2 separate regions of the Mus musculus genome follow, and region 2 is linked to region 1. The links are chromatin contacts, found by Hi-C in ENCODE. All regions are on one chromosome and are shown on one strand. The core of a region is the stretch at or near the end of the contact, and the rest is flanking DNA. Distances in the headings are between cores, read along the strand shown. Region 1 holds the start of 9930111J21Rik2 (RIKEN cDNA 9930111J21 gene 2). Region 2 holds the start of Ifi47 (interferon gamma inducible protein 47).

Evidence for each region. A loop is a pair of places that touch in the nucleus more often than their neighbours do.
Region 2: a map of T-helper 17 cell shows a loop between it and region 1 (4-fold over the local background). The contact joins the promoter of Ifi47 here to the promoter of 9930111J21Rik2 in region 1. A Hi-C loop is called at or near these places in 4 of 37 maps with a recorded cell type or tissue (T-helper 1 cell, T-helper 17 cell and regulatory T cell).

Annotation. Positions count from the first base shown.
Region 1 is chr11:49,049,548-49,052,957 of GRCm38, reverse strand. It overlaps 9930111J21Rik2 (RIKEN cDNA 9930111J21 gene 2), which reads left to right and starts at 1,716. Exons shown (of 3, transcript NM_173434.1): 1 at 1,716-1,810; 2 at 1,927-2,075.
Region 2 is chr11:49,085,618-49,088,822 of GRCm38, reverse strand. It overlaps Ifi47 (interferon gamma inducible protein 47), which reads right to left and starts at 1,806. Exons shown (of 2, transcript NM_008330.2): 1 at 1,679-1,806. It also overlaps the pseudogene Gm12188.

The sequences.
Region 1 (3,410 bases), core at 467-2,966:
GCTTTTATGGCTTACTCTGGTGGGAAGGTTCTAGTTAAACTAGTCAGTTTCAGTGCTTCTAGTTCTTCTTGTCCATACATGATCCCTCAGTGTGTGTGTGTTTCTCTGTCCCTCTCTGCATCTCTGACTTTCTCTGTCTCTCTCTGTCTCTGTCTCTCTTTCTGTCTCTCTGTCTACATCTCTGTCTCTGTCTCTCTCTCTCTCTTAAACACACACACACTTCCATCCTACTCTTCTCTACCCACCCCCTTTCTAGTAAAATCCTGCCAGTAGATGTTAGGGTTATGAACTGCAGAGCTGCCCTGAACCTCTGAGAGCTCCATGGCTCATCTTCCCTGTCCCTTGCTCACATTTGGATGAGAAGTGTTTTCTCCATTTTCACTGTAAGTACCAGTCTCTGATCCCACGCAGAAGTCCACTCTCTATTAAAATGACTCCAAGGTAGCATTAAATTGAAAGCCACTCTCACCAACCCCAGTCCTGGCCATACCAGACACAGACTTCCTAACCACAGAGGCACAGACTGTAGGGACAGGAGGCTAATCCAGAGCTATTCCTTGCACCAGCATATTCCTATGTGCTACTATGGGTCTGTGATCGTTCAGACAAATCACTAGTCTGACTGGAGTTTTGTTTTTATTAATTAGAAGTGTTTTATTAGGAAGAAGACTGACCAAGACCAAACCAAACAGAATTCTCTAAGTAATGTTCCAGCAATTGTTAGCCAAAGAATTATAGAGGGAAAAACCACAGTTATTATTTGGGGATCAAATTAACTCTAATCCTATCTGGGTGTGGGCAAGCTTTGATTCTGTAACAGACCTCGAGCAGGGCCCTCAGCCACTCAAGCAAGCAGTTCACACAACAACGAAGCTCAGCAGTTAGCTTGCCTCATCTTGTGACTCACTGGCCAGCTGACAAAGTAGAAAGTGGAAGCAACGTTTTCATAGCTTATACAGGTGAAAAATAATTTTAGTTTTTACAAAATCATGCACAGTGAACTTAACACATTAATCACAGTGATCACCATCTCCGTGGATTTTTCTACGAGTGGCTAGGGAGATAATCACGTGGTAAGTAACATCTTTCAAAGAGAAAGTTATGGATTGGACACCAGAATCCACGTAAAAGTCAGGCATAGTGGAGTGAGTTTGTAATTCCAGCACTGAGCAAGGAGAGGGGCAGAACCCTGAAGCTCACCTGTCAGCCACCCTTGCCTAATCGGTGAAGTGAGTCAGTGAGTGTGTCTGTCCCCAAATAAGGAGCATGATGTCAGAGAAATGACAGCATCTACACATACATTTCCACCTACACACAAACACACACACACACAGAGAAAGAGAAAGACAGAGAGAGAGAAACAAGGAGACAGGGAGTGAGACAGAGAGACACAGAGAGAGAGAGAGAGACTGACAGAGAGAGAAAGAGAGAGAGAGAGGACAGAAAGAATGTCAACAGAATAAGCAAAGGACAGGGCTACAGCAAGCGTCTGCAATCACTGAACCATGGGCTCACTGGGTCTGAAAGTCAGTACTGACTCAGTAATAGATGACATCATCTGAAAAGAGGGTCTTGAGGTAGGGAAGCAGAATGGTGAGTGGTGCATGGGAGCGCTAACACGGGGCTAGGCTGCCAAAGTATTGGGTGGAGCACACAGGAAGCCCTGGAGTTGGCTAATTAAGTAGAGCTCCACCTCCCTCTCTGTGGAAGGATGTGAAACCTTTTCAGCCAACTCTGTAAACCAGAAACAGAGGTCTGGAAATAGAAACTAAATCTTACCCTCATTGCAGTCCCTCCCTTTAAGGACAAGGCAGGTAAGATTCAGATCTAGGAACTGCAGAACAAAGAGCAAAGTCTGTGGGAACTAAGATCTGGAAGGAAATATGAAAACATCTGCCTTTGCTTCCCATCTGTTCTTCTCTCCAGAGCACCAAGACACCAACACTGTGCATCGATCTGTTTCCTGAACATCCCAGCTTAGAGGATTCCAAAGAGAGCTACCCCAGTGACCTTGCTCCCAGAGAAGAAGGAGGTGACATCACAGGAGGGCCACTGGCATCACGGCTCAGGAACAGGTACCTGAAGGGTTCTAAGTGCAGCTGGACCAGAAATCGAGTGCTTACTTGTGGTATCAAAGATAGTCTCCTGGTAGCAGTGCAGAGGACCTTCGGTCATGGCTTATGTCACTCAGGGGTTGTTCACAGAAAGGCTCTTCTCTGTGTTCTGCACCAAAGAGCAGCCCCAACCCACCAGCAAGGCAGCAACAAACTTCCCTGTCACATGCACATCCTAAGCCTGTTGATCTTTTGATGCCAGCTTGAGCTTGGAGAAAGAGGGCAGCTTGTGTGACCAGATTCCTCACAGTCAATACGGGAACCTCTTTGGTGTAGGATACTTGTTGTTGTAGCTTTTTTGTTGTTGTTATTTTGGTTTTGGTTTTGGGTGAGACTGGATCACACAGTGTGCCTCTGACTGACCTAGAACCTGTAGACCAGGCTGGCCTCAATCTCAAGGAGATCCAGCTACCTCTGCTTCTCTGCTTCCTAGGGCTGAGATTAAAGGCATGCTCCACCACACCCAGCTATACTGGAGCTATTTTATTTATCCCCATGAGGATAAAATGCTATCCAGAACACCCACTGCTATTTCCTCTTCTAGAAGGGAACTGTGAGAAGCCTCTCTCTTCAAACTTCTCAGTTCCCCTTTTCAATGTAACCAGCACTCATGATACCTTAACTGTTTGGGGAAGGGGGGTTGAGGAGTCTTCATAAACAGCAAATCATGGGGAAGTAGCCCCCACTTCAGTCTGGGATTCCCATTGAATCTTCTTTAGCTTCTGGGAGCAGCTTCATTCACCCACTCAGGATACCTCTGTTCAAACTTTATTTTGTTTTTTAGGAACTTGAGAAAGGAGCATATTTCCTTATAGCTTGTTCATACATACGGTTTTTGGTTGGCCACACCACAGCCAGTCCTGTGCCACAGCTCTCTGGCTGTCCTCTGGGTTTGAAGCTCTCAGTTCCCATTATTCTTAAGTCCACTTGAATATCCCATATATGCTACTATCTAGCTCCCCCCCCCAAAGCTATTTTTATTCCTCTTATGGCCCTCCTTCCGGTTTCCTGGCCTCTGCAAACACTTCCTACAACATAAATATACATACCTAAAAATGAGAAGCTGAAATCCACATGTGAGTGAAAACATCAGGTTTGCCTTTCTGACATTGGGTGAACTCACTTAACATTTAGTAGTTCTGCCAGTTTGTCTGAAAATTATACACTTGCATTTATATTTATGCATGAATCCAGTTCCATTGTGTCTCTGTGCACATTTTCATTATCCACTTATCATCTAAGCTGATTGCGTTTCTCAGGTATTACTAGAGCAGTAATGAACATGATGTTCCAATA
Region 2 (3,205 bases), core at 557-3,056, 36 kb before region 1:
CTTTTGAGCTGGATTCCTTAGTAGACCACATTAAGATGGCTTTGCATGTACCAGTCTTAGAAGTAAACACAAGTTAAAACAACTTGACAGAGGAATTCCCCAAGTGGCTTGTTTTCCAAAGTACCCAGAACAAAACCCTAAGTTTCCCTAGGTCTTGTAACTCAGCAAGGATTGTGAATGGAAATAATAGTGCCCGATCACATTCTGTTTAAAAGGTAAATACAGGGCGAGACGGGCTGGGCGGGATTGCTGGAGGGTCGTGGGCGGTGTGCAGGAGACGTATCAGCGGGCAGCAGCTGCAGCCAGACTCCCAGCTGGGCAACCCCCACTCACCACGTAGCCCTCGATGAGGCGTGCAGCTCCCGCCCAGGCACTACAGCACCACCCCCAGCGGCACACACACAACCCAAATCATCTATGACTGGAAATTCCTGATGGAGTGTCAGAACTCACCTGTTGCCAAAACACCCCCAAAGGACCTGCCAGCCATTTCTGGGTCACTAGCCCTACCAGCGGTGAGCCTCCCATGCAAGCCAGCCAGAGCCACCACCTGCACAGCAGCCCGGAAGATAAGCGGGCAGGCGGTGAAGTTTGAGATGGACATTTAAGGGACCATAGGACGCAGTGATGTTTCTGGGGCCCCTTGGGCCCTTGGGAAAAGAGCCACAGCAGTCAGGCCTTGTACCAGGCAGACACTGGGTGTGGATCGGCCACCCAGTCCTGCTCTTCACTCAGGGCACGTGCTCTGCCTTCCATTTTGTGAACACCAGCACATACCACCTTGTGCCTCTGTTGATAACCGAGCTGCTACTGCAGGGGAATGACTCTCACCCATACCCTCCCTGCATCGAGTGCCAGCAAGTGGACACAGAGGAGTCTGTCAGAATGATCCAGCAATTCTAGCCCTAGCCTCCGGTGCACACCCACCTTTCCTTAGGTTGGGGTAACTGAGAAAACCACCCTTTAACTTCTTTTCCTGAGAGGAAATAAAAGCCACATTTACCCTAGGCCCACAGCTGGACCCTATCTAGAAAAAAAAAAAAGTAAATACAGATGAGACTTTTTAAAAAGGGAGGGGAGGGAGGAAGGAAGGAAGGAAGGAAGGAAGGAAGGAAGGAAGGAAGGAAAGAGAGAGAAAGAAAGGAAGGAAGGAAGGAAGGAAGGAAGGAAGGAAGGAAGGAAGGAGAGAAAGAAAGAAAGAAAGAAAGAAAGAAAGAAAGAAAGAAAGAAAGAAAGAAAGAAAGAGAAAAGAAAAGAGAGAAGGGAAGGGAAGGGAAGGGAAGGGAAGGGAAGGGAAGGGAAGGGAAGGGAAGGGAAGGGAAGGGAAGGGAAGGGAAGGGAAGGGAACGAAAGGAAAGGAAAGGAAGGGAAGGAAAGGAAAGGAAAGAAAAGAAAGCAAAGCTGGCAGGGTTATGCCATACTCTCTGGTGGTGAGATCCGGCCACATTACAGTGAGCATGGTACGTTTCCTATGAGAGTCACCCATAAAGACTCTGCTCAGTCCAAACTTACTCAGAACTCTCACAGAACAACTGGCACCAAAAGGCAGTTCCAGACCCATGACTCCTATCTGTGATAGACCGGTGACATGACCTGCTGCCTATCCAAGCCAGCTCTGCCCTCTTCCCACAAAGCCAAAACCTAGGTCACACCAGGTGCAAAGGCTTTTCGCACTCACCAGATCCAAGAAGTAGAAAATACCGGGTCTGTTTCTCACTGCAGCCCACAGCACAGCCACCACCAACGGCACGGGTCTGCCCTCCTTCAGGAAAGTCTGAAGCAATGAGCCCTAGCAGAGAGAAAAAAATGAAAGATATATTTGCAGGAAACAAAAGTGAAACTAAAGCTCTTTCTTTGTTTCCCCTGCAGCATAAACATTTCCAGGAAAAAGAAAAGGACTTTAACTTGGTCAGAGAATGAAAGAAGCCTGGAAGATTCAAGGCCAGGAAGACATTTCCACTTGGCCTGTGAAGGGTCACTCGGCCAAGACATCAGGGGAATGAGTTCTCTGAAGCCAAAGGATTCCTGGGGACAAGGATGAAAGAGATGAGGGGTTTTCCAAAGACGCCAGTGAATGACTGAAACACACTGCCCATCGGGAAGGACTGTGCCATGCGTCTGCCTCCTTGTCCTTCTCAGGAACACTGTGGCTGACTAACCTCATTTCAGCCCCAAGGCACCCATGAACCTGGGGTCTCACAGGATCCAGAGCCACCAAGACAACTCAGGAAAGAGAGTAATGGAGTCTTCCTAGTTTCCTTTCTCATTTTATCTACCTCAGGATTCCCTCATGAGAGCGTAGTCTGGCACAAAGTGAAGACAGGTTTTCCAAAAACATCATTTGATGCAATGAGATAATCCCTCACAGGTTTTGTTGGTTTTAACGTTTATCACCATGGAGGAAAGACATTTGCTGCCATGTTGGGAAAAGAAGCTGTTGCTGACATGTTCTGTCCTTGGTGAAGTCTGTCTCTGAACATGGATGGTTTGGGTTATATTGACAGTGTTTCTGCATAATTTTTTGTTTTGTTTTGTTTTGGTTTGGTTTTTGTTGTTGTTGTTGTTGTTTTGTATTTTTGAGACAGGGTTTCTCTGTATAGCCCTGGCTGTCCTGGAACTTACTTTGTAGACCAGGCTGGCCTCGAACTCAGAAATCTTCCTGCCTCTGCTTCCCGAGTGCTGGGATTAAAGGCATGTACCACCACGCCCGGAGTTTCTGCGTAATTTTAACACATGTAATCAGATATGAAGAACAGATTACATGCTCCTGTTAATTAAAATGGTGTCTTTTTTTTCCAGCTCTGTGTGATTTGAGTTTATTCTCCATTTGAATGGCTGGGTGAGTGCAGAGAGTGGGAGGTTGATACCGTCCATGGTCTATGGGTCCGATTTTTGATTATCTGAAGGCACACAGTGACTCTGTCTCCTTCTGTACACAGACGTTCACATGCTTAGTGGATTCTTGTATGAGAACCAAGTACATCTCTTTCTTGGTTTCTATATGAGAGCCAAAATTTAGTTCTGAACATTGAAATCTTGAGGTATAGTGCCTGGCTTCCAGATAACTGAAGCCGTGACTCAATTATATGGCAATGTGTCACAGATTCACCATGAAGATACTCTGAGGTATGAAAAGGGGAGAAAGGGCACCATCTCTCTTTATCACTATGAGAGCATTCCTCAGCATCATGGGGCTCCCACGGTA